Regions from separate parts of the Mus musculus genome. Here region 1 is linked to region 2. Evidence: chromatin contacts called from ENCODE Hi-C or POLR2A ChIA-PET data. All regions are on one chromosome and are shown on one strand. The core of a region is the stretch at or near the end of the contact, and the rest is flanking DNA. Distances in the headings are between cores, read along the strand shown. Region 1 overlaps Aopep (aminopeptidase O). Region 2 holds the start of Fancc (Fanconi anemia, complementation group C).

Region 1 (6,298 bases), core at 1,668-4,167, 190 kb after region 2:
TGCGCTCATCCTGCACCTGAGATAGGGACCTCGTTAACTTTGTTTTCCAATCTGCTTTTCTCCAATTCTTATAATCTCTACTCCTTGCTCAGGGTTTTGTATGTCATGGATATGAAATGAAGTTAGTAATGAAGTTGTCTAAATAGACACAATTTGGTGAATAATGATTCAGAGATGAGGTCACACTGGCCTGGGATCTCTTGATCATCCTATTAAGTGTTGGCAGAACGTAGGTCATAGGCTTCAGTCTCACTTGCAAAGCCTGAGGGGATATACTATAAGAACGATGTTCTCAAGGAAGAAGACCACCACCACAGCTCACATGCAAATCAATCAAAGCCATTCCTGTCCCTGCCTACAAACCAGACAAAAGTATTAAAATGGATTCAGTTAACTCAGTTACTCCATTTCCCACCATAACTTCCAGCCCGGATGTGCGAAGCGTTGTGTCATCAAAAGAAGGTCCAGGCATGCGACAGGAGCGCAGGATGTTCTCGGATGAACGCATCACACAACGGAAGCCTTTGCTTCTGCTGTGCGGTTCGGGTTATTTCTTGCATATTGCTTTACAACTGATTGTTGGTGTGTCTTGTGTTATACCTTCACATAGCCAGAAACTACAGCTCATGTTTCCTTGGCATTTCCCAGCAGTTTTTGACAGAGAGCTTGTTGTATAACAAATTCAAGACAGTGTCTGGGGAAACTAGCTGACTTGAGTTTTCTATGTTACTCATCATCGAATAGGTAATTGTTTTTCTGTGTATTATTCTGTGAGCATATAGCTGAGAACATATAAACCCAGGGTTTGGTGAGAGTAAAACAGAACAGAGATGGAATTTTCCAGCCGAGAGGCTTCAGAAAGCACCTTGCTCCTAAGTTGCCTTCCCTGAGTGGCGCCCAGAGCCCTCCTCCCCCCACCCCCACCCCCACCCACATACAGAGCCGGAACCGCCCACATCTCTGTCAGTTCGGGTCTGCCTTTAACAGTTTCTACATTTCAAACATCTTAAGCACAGAGTCTAGAAAGGACATCAGAATAACAGATTCAAAACACGTCATAAATCAAGTCATTCGGTTTTAAGTCTATTCACAGAAAAGCCAAAAAACGTGTGCTCTTAACTTACAAACCAGAGAACTTAAACTCAAGGCCACAAGGCAACTGTGGAAAGTGACCCACAATAATCTACTCTTACAGTAAAATTTTTGGAATTTAAAGAAAAAGAAATCCAGACACCCAGAAAGGAAAACAAAAACCAACCAAACACCAGGTCACTCTGAAGAAAAGAAATGAGACCAAATAAATAACTACAAGTAAAATTTAAGGACAAACTTACAACCACACAGCCATGATTCAGTACTGTCACCATAACCCTTCCGAGAAGCAGACAACAGAACGAGCTTCCAAATATGGAAAGGAAGAGCTAACACCTGAGAGCGACCTTGAAGGGCTGGAGTGTGCCAGTGTCCTGAGGTCATATGTACTCCCTAGAAGGACAGTATACACCACTGCTCCTGCTGACAATGCCCGCACGTGAATTACAGGAAAAACAGTCGGCTTGTTCCCTGTTCAGACGTATTTACTTGGAAGTAAAAGGACATTTCAAGTCACATGATAAAGGGTGAAGGAACAGAAACGGTGTCTAATTTCCTTCCTGCTCATATCACACAATCGATACGAAAGAAAGGAGGGTGTTTATAAAAAATACCCTGGAGAGCCAAATCAGACGTTTCCCCAAATCCCCCCCAAAAGACAGGACCAACTCACTAGTTCATATGAAAGTGAAACTGAGGTAGGACTTTCACAAACCTGCCTGCCTGCGGCCTGTGGGGTAAAGGGGTTCTCAGAGGAAAGCAAACCCAGGGGCCAGCATCAGGCTCAGCCTCAGGTTCTCCCACCTCTAAGCCCTCCTTCTAGAAGACACTAAAGAGACTGTCTCCAGGAAAGCCAGGGAATCTTCATGGAAAACCAGTAAAGAACAAAATAAATAGCAAGCTTAAACAAAATGATAAAAGGTTTTGTTTTGGCTTTTTTTTTTTTTTTTGGTTAATTGCAGCATCATGGAGGATTGCAAACGTAAATACCACTGTGAGCTTCATCATCTAATCAATGCCACAAATACTTGTGAGGCCACATGTGGTCTTCTCCAAGTGCGGGGCTCTCAAGGTTGAATATATATCAGATACACATTGGCTGACGTCTAGGCTGAATACACTCAAGTGTCCGCCTGCTGTAACACATAATTAATGGAAACAATGACAGGTCCTAACCCAAGGTGACACCAGTAGGTGCTACTAAAAATAACACATCTTATTAGTGCCATATGAGCACAGGCACAAAACAGCAGCTCATTAAAATGCCTAAGATGAGAGTGAGTGCCAAGGAAAGCATTCTGTCACAGGAATGAAATTAACGCTGCCTATAAAAGTAACTAAAAAGCCACAAGAATGTTCTTCTCCCACCTCCCTTTTCCACTCTTATGTTTTATATGAAAATAGCTTTCATCTTTCGATGCAGGAAAGAATTGGTGGTGGCTGGCATCAAACACACTGAAATCAACACAAGTGTAATTATCAGCATACTTTCAAGTGTTTTCAAAATACATGCTGGTTGAGATTGTCTCAATTTAGAAATGTGCGCTTTGTGCTGGTGGTTGAGGACTAAGAATTTTAGGATACTGCCCAAAGCATTATTTTTGTAGCAGTTACTTGACTAGCTAATATTGCACCAACGTACACAGAGTGTCCGATGCAGTCTGCACTGTCTTTGTGTGGGTTGTGGCGGGCTTCAGTGGGACATTCACGTCAGCTGCTGCACATAAATCACTCAGAACTGGGCTTGACACTCGGCAAGTGTCAGCTATGGGTGCATTAATGGTTCCACTCAGAGAGGCTGTGAGGAGGTGCGTGGGGACGAGCGGGTGACTGTTGTTAGGAGTAAGTGCTGAGGGCAGCCGGTCATGGTCTTAATTTTTCCTGTTAGACCAGTTTAAAGCTGGCAGGGATTTCAGAACACACAGAGATGTCAGAATCTCTTCTGGTTTTAAGTTGTAGACTCTTAAAAAGAATCAGTCTAGGGAACAGATGAAAATTTAATGGTATAACATTACACAAACCAGACTGTCTTCCTGAGGCTACAAAATATAGCAATTTTCTCTTGGTCCAGCTTAAAGAGAGCAAAAATGTCAAGATCTTGCATGATTTGATCTGACATGAGATTTGGATATAGAATGTTCAATATTGTATTTGTTAAAGATTTATTATAAATACAAGGGTAGGAAGAGGTATAGAAACAAGGCCCAGGTACACAGGATTACTTAAGCATCTAAGCAATACAGTAAACTGCATACAGACACACAGACACACACACACACAACCCTCCCCGGCTTGGTTGCTTCATAACAACTTTCATTAATTACTCTGCACCCATCACTCACATAAGTCCTTTTCCAAAGGCAAGGCCCAGGACACAAAGACACTCTCTGAGGAGGTGAAGGGCGGCTGGTAATTCATTAGAACCCATAAAGCTTTTCTATGGAAATCAAGAATCAATGAAGCTATTGTATGAGACCATAGCTCGGCAAGTGTGGACTAGTTATGGATTCTCACAAAGCAACAGTACTCTTAAAAGAGGCAAGGGCACCATGCCTAGGAAACTCCAGGGGAGCCTTGCCTCAGGTATAAGGGCAGCCACCCATACCCACCAGGTTGCTGGGTGCAGGGAGTGGCTACCAGTAACTGTGGGCACTTGGCTGCATGCTCCCAGCTCTCAAGGGTTGCTTTTACTACTGGCTTGTGCATCCAGGGCTACAAGTGATTGAAGTCTATCAGCCGCCACTGGCTGCTGTGAGTCCAGTAAAGAGTTAAGTAACTTTAAAACAAAACAAAAATCTTAAATACTGGTTTCCAGAATTACAACAGAATATAAAAGACTTATGTCACAAAAGACAAACACTGTGACAAACTATTTCAAGCCTAAATCACCTACCTTTAACATTCTGGGTGCGCTCGCGCTCGCTCGCTTTCTCTCTCTCCCTTTCTCTCTCTCTCTCTCTCTCTCTCTCTCTCTCTCTCTCTCACACACACACACACACACACACACACACACACACACACACACACACACGGCAGAAGTGTAGCAAGTGCACACTGCGTCTCAAAGGCGTAAACAGAATGTAGACCTCCCTGAATTCACAGACTTAAAAGTCACGGTGCATTCTCACCCCAACAGAGATCACCACTGCTTTTGTGGCTCCAAGTCAAGTGTGTAATAAGAAAGGTGTTGTAAAAACAGATTAAATTGCTCCAAACTTTAGCATTTTATCAGAAGGAGAAGAGACAGAGCTGACTACTTGCCGCTATGGGCCATGAACAGCTCGGGCCATGTGCCTCACTCCCCTGTTCAGTCTTTATATTTAACCTGGACACATCACTATGAGTTTAAGAAAATTGTAAGCTCCAAATTGTGACAGAAGTCAACAGTGTCGGCTCTCGGTGACACTATGACTCACAAAGGCTGGTTCACCACCCTCTGGACCTTTGCTTCAGATACACCAGACACAGAGGATGGCTTGTGAGTCACCCCAGTGGCTGGAAAGCCAGCCTATGAATACTTCTGATCTCAGCATGCACACAAAGGCTAAAATGGAAATGGCAAAGGGGGTTTTCTCTAAGTTATTAAATGTGCAGTAATCAAGAAGTCGGAGTCTTTTGAATCTTACAATAGAGAGTTTTCTTTAAACTCCAAGTGCATTGTCTTTAAAATATACCATTGCATAAGGTGCTATTGTGTTATATATTTTAGTTCTTAGAATAATGAAGTTATCTAAACTCTATTTTCATGTACATACCTTAAAATATTAATTCTTACTGTATAATAGTGATACACAATTTATGTTTAAAAGTTAATGTGTTCTTCCAAAGTCAATAATAGATCATGTAGCAAAAGCTATTACAGTTAACACGCGTGCGCGCGCGCACACACATACACACATACACACATACACACACACACATACACACACACTCTTTTCACTGTTGGAATCACAGCTCTAGCCAGCCCCACAGAGCTAGCCCAGGACTGTAGTCTGTGTGCTATGCACATTCTCGTTTTTTTGTAGCCAAATTTACTCAGACTAAATAACAAGCATTTGAAATAACAGAGAAAGGAAGAACATCAGAGTGGGTGGGAAACAATTCAGGAGCAGGAGAGAGGACACGGGCTTGAGGTAATCTGGTTACAGCCGTGGCAGAGATAGGAAGCTAGGACAACATGGAAAGGGATGTCAAGGGACATCCTGTGGAGATGTAAAAGGGAGAATGAAGAATGATGGTCCTTCAGATGGGTACATAAAGTCCTTAAAGATGGCTTCCTGATAACAGGAATGGCCAGAGAGAGACAGGACATGAGGCCAGGGCAGTTAGGAAAGCACTCCAGTCACTCACAGGGTGAGGTGGCAAAGTCACTCAGCTTGTTCCATTTGCTTCTTCACAGCTCAGACTTCACTGCACTGCTTTTCTGGCTCAAACTCTCAGCTAATATTTCAAGCTCCATCAGACTATGCCCATCATTTAGTGCCTGAGATGATTTCTTTAAGGGTAAAACAAAATGTTTCCCATAAAATGGCATTCTTTCCACACAGCTCGGATCCTGGCCTGCTGCCTGCCGTGGCTGTTTTCCTTTCTCAAGTTATCCCAACAGTTCTGTTTTTACCAGGCAGTAAGAGCCGCCTCCACCCATGGAAGGAAAACGTTGCAGTCCTAGCATAGTTAGTACCGGCCACTTAGCTGAAGTCACTCGGATCTAGTCCACAGACCATTCGGCCAGATCCACCTAGCCCAGTCCAGTTTGGTCTGATCTGGGTTGACTTCTGAGAGCCTCAAGTGGGGGACATTTGAGGAATGGAGGACATGGAGAGAGGACATCTGGTCATCAGGGGAGAGGGCAAGGACAAAGAAGACAAAGGGGCAGACAACAGCTAGGTCTAGAACATGCATGCCTGACATGAACACTCTTATTTCAGTCTTGCTAGACCAGTGAACGCAGACACATGCACAGTGGGGCACAGAAAGTACATGTGTTAACTTGCTTGTGGCCCAGCAGACATCTCAAATTTTGTTTTCCTTTTTATTTTATTTTGAGACAGATCTCTTTACACAGCCCTGGCTGTCCTGAAACTATGCAGACTAGACTAGCCTTAAACTCATGCCTTTGCCTCTTGAGTGCTGGGTATTAAGGTACAAGCCAGGCAACTTATCAGAATCAACAGTGAGCGACCTACTTCAAGGCCCCCCAGCAACA
Region 2 (6,195 bases), core at 1,982-4,481:
CTTCAGGCTCATGAGTAGTGGGATCATAGCCACTATGACTGTTTTACATGTTGGTTTCTCATGCTTGCGTGTTATGGCTTGACTATGAAATATCTCACAGAGGCTCAAGTGTTGAATGTTTGGGTCACAGCTGGCAGTTCTACTTTGAAAGGCAGTCAAAACTTTGAGGGAGGTGAAGCCTGGCTGGAAGCAGGTGTGTAGAAGGTGTTTTTGACAGTTGTGCCTGGTCAGGGCAGGGTCCCTTTTTCCCTCTTTGCTTCCTGTGTCCCAGTGTGTGAGTTCACCACACCAAGCAGCCGAGGAGTCAGTGGGTGGTGACACACCTTTCCCTTAAGCAGTCACGTTGGGCATTTCATCACTCAAAACATAAGGAACATGTTTTGTTCCTATGCATCTTTAAGAATTAAAGTACAGTTTAACACACACACACAGGTGCACACACACAAACTGAAGACTAGAACCTTCATTAAGCATAGAAATAGACAAGATGCAGTTAAGTTCGTTTTGGGAAAACATTCAGTGATTTAAGGGTCAATCTGAAACTGACACAGGAATAGGATGGAATTCACTTTTTTTTTCTGACTTAATGGTTGCCAGGATTAATCAAGTCACAAATGTGAATAATTTCTTCCTTTTTCAACTGGAATTTTTAAGTGCTTATTCTTAGAAATTCTTTAATATTAATTTCATGCTAAGTGAATCATTATTAAATACTTATGAGGAAAACTATTTTTAAGCCATGTGCTCATTTGAAACTGTAACTTATTACTTTCTGCAGGCAATAAAAACGTGCTAAATTAGTTACAACACACCAGGATTGGGATGTACGCTCTAAATAAGAATGCATGCGTTTACTGACCTAAATAAAACTGGGCTAAAATTGGTTGCACATTCTCCTAAAAGAGTATACATGTCATTCATTGCTCAATGGGGGAAAACCACAGATTTTTGTTTTCTGGAATCTTGTTAGAGATTCCACAAGGCTAGGGTTGTTCCTCTGATCTTCAGCCTTCACATGTTTTTAGTAAGGAGATAGGTTACCTGTCTTTATAATTTCAGGCCCCAATAGCCCCACCAATTTTAAAATGTCATTTGCTGTTCTTGGCTATTCTCATGTAACAACCATGTACTCACTGATGGTCTCTGCAGGAAAAGCAACTATACATTAGCCCGAGGATGGTTCCTTTCTCTAGACCAAGCTTAAGGCAAAGGACAAGAATCTTCATTAATTACGGAAATCTGACTTTATTACAGTGCTTCATCTTAGTCCTGTGACAAGTCACAGGGGCTTAAAATAATGTTCATTTTGACAAAATAAAAACTTATTTTTCTTTCCTGTTTAGCCAAAGCAGGTAGCTTGTGTGATTACTGGCATCTAGGTACTAAAACAAAGCTAGAAGGTTGAGCTTTCCTTCCTCCAAAGTAGGAAGGGTTTTCTAAACTTCTCCTAAAACAGGTTCTTGTGAGGAGAGTCATGGTGCTTTCCCTATGGCTGGCTTTCATTGGACAGCTAACTTACAAAGTAGGACTGGCCAGACTCCTAACACCCAGAGACACAAAGAGTTGTCTGACTCCAGGTAGCTTTTTTTCATATATATATATATATATGTGTGTGTGTGTGTGTGTGTGTGTGTATACACAAATATGAGTACCAAAATGGTTACTTTCACTCTAAAAGACAAGAAACAAACCTAGTTCCACATTGTTTTTGCTGGTAAATACAAAGACTAACAAACAAAAATCTTAAAATTTGTCACTATATGGCTTTTTCAGGGCTAAGGTGTCATTCACACTTGTCTCACTAAACGTGCTATTTTTTTTTGACTAAAATGACATATTAAAAGGCTTGATGCCACTTGATCCCATAAAGCAGGGCATGTTACTTTGGGATCAGGTTCCCCTGGGGTCTCCCTTTAAATTTTGATGTTGTTATTTTGTGTGTGTGGATATTATGACTTATTAATGTTTGTGCAGTGTGGTGCCGAAGGAGGCCAGAAGAGGGCATCAGATCCCTTGGACAGGGGTTACTAATAATTGTGAGCTGCCATGTGGATGCTGTGACTCAAACTCAGGTTCTCTGGAAGAGCAGCCAGTGCTCTTAATGGCTAAGCTATCTGTTACACCGCTCCCTTAATTAAAGCATACAGGTAATCTAATTCAGCAGTTGTTTTTCTACAACCCAATGTCTTTCGGCTAGTCTTTATTCTTCTCTTTCAAATTCAATTTACAATAAACAGAAAGATCGTGGATTAAAGGAGTGTGCTAGGGCTAAGCCACACGTGTAGAGATAGTTTTTTCTAGTATACAACCTCGGGATTCACAGTATGATCAAATATCCTGCAACAGAGTATTTAAATAAGAGCTATTTATTACAGGCATATATTCCTCCCTACATGTTATTTTTAAGGCACTAAGTTGTGGTCTTATTACAACGAATGGTTCTTAGGCACTAATTAAAAAAAAAAATTTAAGCCGGGCGTGGTGGCACACGCCTTTAATCCCAGCACTCGGGAGGCAGAGGCAGAGGCAGAGGCAGGCAGATTTCTGAGTTGGAGGCCAGCCTGGTCTACAAAGTGAGTTCCAGGACAGCCAGGGCTATACAGAGAAACCCTGTCTCGAAACAAACAAACAAACCAAAAAAATCTAAAAGTTTAAGGTTATCCTGACTCTTCCCCAATTCAAACATCTGTAAATAACCATGCAGATCTAAATTTGAAAATCTTTAAGAAAGGGCTGGCAAGATGGCTCGCTCATCAGGTAAAAGCTCCTACCACCAAGTTGAAGACTGGGTACCTGCATTAGTGAGAGAACTGATTCCCACAAACTGACCTCTAGGTTCACCTGGCATGCACACAAATGTAATGTTAAAAATTCAAGAATAAAAGATAAGCCATGTCTCACTTGACAAGAAGTTTCCACTTATGTGGCGTAAATGCAACTTTGAACCGATTTGAACCTGAACTAAGCAGTACATGGGCCTGACTAGGGATTGGAGCGATCACTAACCACAGACAAAACTCGTTTGTGGTTGGGCCCAGCAGGCTTGAACCCTATGTGGAGTTTGACCTATCTGGCAACTCCCGTCTCTCAAGAACCACATTCCAGGGCTCTCTCTTCTCTAAAGCCCTCACTCGGCGCCGCGAGTTAGCTATAGCCCGTAGTCGCCCACTTCCTCCAGGAGAGATTCAGATCTTCCCATCATGCCGCGGGAGCGCGCTGGGCCCCAGAGTGCACTGCGCGTGCGTGCGAGCGCGCGCGCAGCCCCACTCCCTTGCGGCCGCGGGAAAATTCCAAACACGTCAAAACAAAAAAAGTTCCGTGAGGCTGTGCCAAGTTTTCAAGCCGCAGAAGCCGGGCGGTGGCTTCTTTTCCGCCGCGGCCCAGTCTGCTGAGGCAGCTCTGGGTGAGGACCACCCGGGAAGACCGCCGTTTCCTGCTAGGGCAGAGAAGACTCGCGAGAACGTGCGCCCGAGTCTCAACGTGGGCGAGCCGCGCTCCCGCGGCGCGGTGGAGCTGAGGCAGGACGGTGAGAAGCTACGGTGGGCGGGTGCGAGCCGCGGGAGGGCGGGGCGGGATGTGGGGGGTTGGGGGGGGGGGAAGATATAGCCCGGCAGGAGGCGGGGCCTGGCGGGAGGCGGGGCTAGAGCCAGGTGGGAGGTGAGGCCGACGGTGAGGGGCGTGGCTAATCGGGGAGTTGAACCCAGCTTGGCAGTGGCCGACAGACGCGGTGGGCGTGACCACACGGAAACTGATCTCGGCGGGAGCCCGCACGACTTAGAGGGGCCGCTCCACAAGGGAGAGGAGCCGGAGGGGGGCTGCGCCATCGCAGATGAGCCCGGCGGGGCGGGACCGACAGTGAGGGGTGGGGTCTAAGGCCCAAGGTGAAGCTTGGTGAGCTTGGCTCGCGGCGATGGTAGAGAGGCATCTGTCCTTTACCCTTCGTCCCCATTTATTTTTATTTTTATTGTTTTAAGCAAATCCTCTCCCTCTGGTTTCAACGTAGCCGCAGGTACTTTTGGAAGGACTGGGGCAAAGGTGAAGCTTATTGCTCGCCATCCATTAGAGCAGCTCTGCTCAGGGTCTCAAGATCGCCCTCCCACAGCTGCTTGAGTGACAGGCCCAGAGGCCCATTCAAGGCCTGAGAGTGTTTAATGCTTGTGTCTTGCTGTCTTGCTGCCTTACTGGAACAGTTTTTAGGTGCTTGGGCTTGGAGGGGGTGCTGGATGAAAATCTTGGAACAGGCCAATGATATTGAAGACCTCTGTGTGCCTGGACTTTTCCTCTAGTATGAGATGATTCGAAAAATCCCATCCCTCATTAAATTAATCTAAGCGGGTGTGACCGACGTGAGATACCTATTTGTGGATGGCCCTCGCCTTTAGGGTGCTTCCAAATGGCAGATTTAACGCTCACAATTGAACAACTGGCGGTTATGTGTGTGTATGTAGAGGCCAGAGGTGGTGTCAGGAGTGCCCCATCTTTCCCTCCTTATTCGTCCCCCGCCTCTCCTCACACCCATCACATTTGGCTTGTAGGTCACCTGACTTTGCAAGCCCTTGGGGTTATGCCTTTCTCTGCCTCCCCATTGCTGAGATGACAAATGTGGGCCACACACTTAAAACCTTAAATACACACGCACACACAGCAACGAACGTGTGTTCTGGGGATAGAATTCATGTTCTCATGCTTGTAATGGCAGGCATCTTATCAACTGAGCTAGCTCCCCAGCCCTCTTCAGTGTTCCCTTGTGTGAGTGGTCATGGCACGTATGTTGTTGTCCATGTGAAGCTGTATGCACATTTTAAATGAATGGGGCTCTTAACTGCTTCCATATTTTGGCAAATAGTTCCAGCAAGAATTACACCAATCTTGTATTTATAAAAGCTACTTCAGGGAGGCCATCCTGGCCAGTAGGAAGTTGGTTGGATTTTCTAGGCCACAGAGAGGCCCCAAGGAATTTCATCCTAGTGATAGAACCATAACAGGAGTGGTAGAGCCTCAGGTCAGGCTAGAATTCATCCCGAAATGCTCCTTAAAAATCTTAATGTAATTATGATATGCATATTCTCTGGTGGTGTTTATGGTTTCTGATTAGCTAACTTTTTAATATGAAAGTCTTCTCTTAGACATAAATGAATTAATTTTCAGTGATTTACTGAAAATCTAGTATTATTGGAAAAGAGAATACAAGGATTCACAGATTTAGGTAACAATACAGTGCTTGAGTGTTGTGCTGCCCCATCACTTCCAAAGTTTCATTATGTAGCTCTGTCTGTCCTGGAATTCACTATGTAGACCAGGCTGGTCTTGAACTCACAGACATCTGCCTGCCTCTGCCTCCCAAGTGCTGGAATTAAAGGCGTGTGCCCCACTCTTAAATCATCCCCTCCTTTTGAGATACAAGTTTTTCTTGTTCCTTGGCATGAGGAGTCTCTAATAGGCCTTGATCATCCTTTTTCTGAGCCTTTTCTGCTGTGAGAAGAAAGAGTCCTTGTACAAATCACTCTCCTCTTGCAATGGGTCTTCCCATATCGTCAGGTCAGGCTGGCTTTAAATCCAGAGGTCAGGCCTGTGTCTTTGAGAGCCAGGGCTTCAGTCGTGGGCCATCACACTTAGCTTTTGGAAATTGCCCATCACTGAGGGGCTACATTCACTTATAAGCTATGAAATGAATTTGGAATTGGTCAGTGGGGGCCGGAACTCAGACTCAGAATTCTTTGCATGACTTTAATGGTTTTAGACTCACAAATCTGTGGCCAATCCTGGCTCCACTCAGTCTCAGACAGCCTTTGGTTTGTTTTCTTGTTCTATAGATTAACCTTTTCTTGGAAGTTCTTCTAGACATTTCACATTTATATAATATGAAATAGGTAACTGTGTCTGGCTTTTTCCCCCTAACATAATGATTTTGAGATTCACCTAGGTAGTAGCATGTATCAGTCGTTTAGTCCTGTTTATTGATGACTAGTATATTGTATGTTCCGTGTTTGGATTTCCAGGTGATGGACATTTAGGTTGAGATTATTTTAGTCATTAAGAATAACAGTTATGTGATTTTGGGGGTGGGGTGGGGTGGGTGGGCAGGGCTATGTAGTAAATTTAATTGTGTGGCCATCTACATTCCCAGCAGCAGTGTGTGAGGGTCTTGATCCATCCTCATCAACACTTGTTTTCAGTGACACCTACCATAGTGGG

The links. A loop is a pair of places that touch in the nucleus more often than their neighbours do. ChIA-PET counts read pairs that join two places held with the same protein, here RNA polymerase II (POLR2A).
Region 1: a map of T-helper 2 cell shows a loop between it and region 2 (3-fold over the local background). The contact joins the enhancer-like site here to the promoter of Fancc in region 2. A Hi-C loop is called at or near these places in 1 of 37 maps with a recorded cell type or tissue (T-helper 2 cell). POLR2A ChIA-PET finds 5 or more read pairs at or near these places in 3 of 5 experiments (Patski and embryonic stem cell).

Annotation. Positions count from the first base shown.
Region 1 is chr13:63,241,995-63,248,292 of GRCm38, reverse strand. All of the region lies in intron 13 of Aopep (aminopeptidase O), which reads right to left. Among named protein-coding and RNA genes, the nearest start is that of Gm16907, 52 kb to the left of the region's middle. Within about 2 kb of position 2,917, at least 2 of the 3 ENCODE cell types and tissues checked have a DNase peak (open chromatin) inside an H3K27ac peak, as active enhancers do.
Region 2 is chr13:63,428,781-63,434,975 of GRCm38, reverse strand. Fancc (Fanconi anemia, complementation group C) reads left to right here and starts at 3,231. Exons shown (of 15, transcript NM_007985.3): 1 at 3,231-3,526.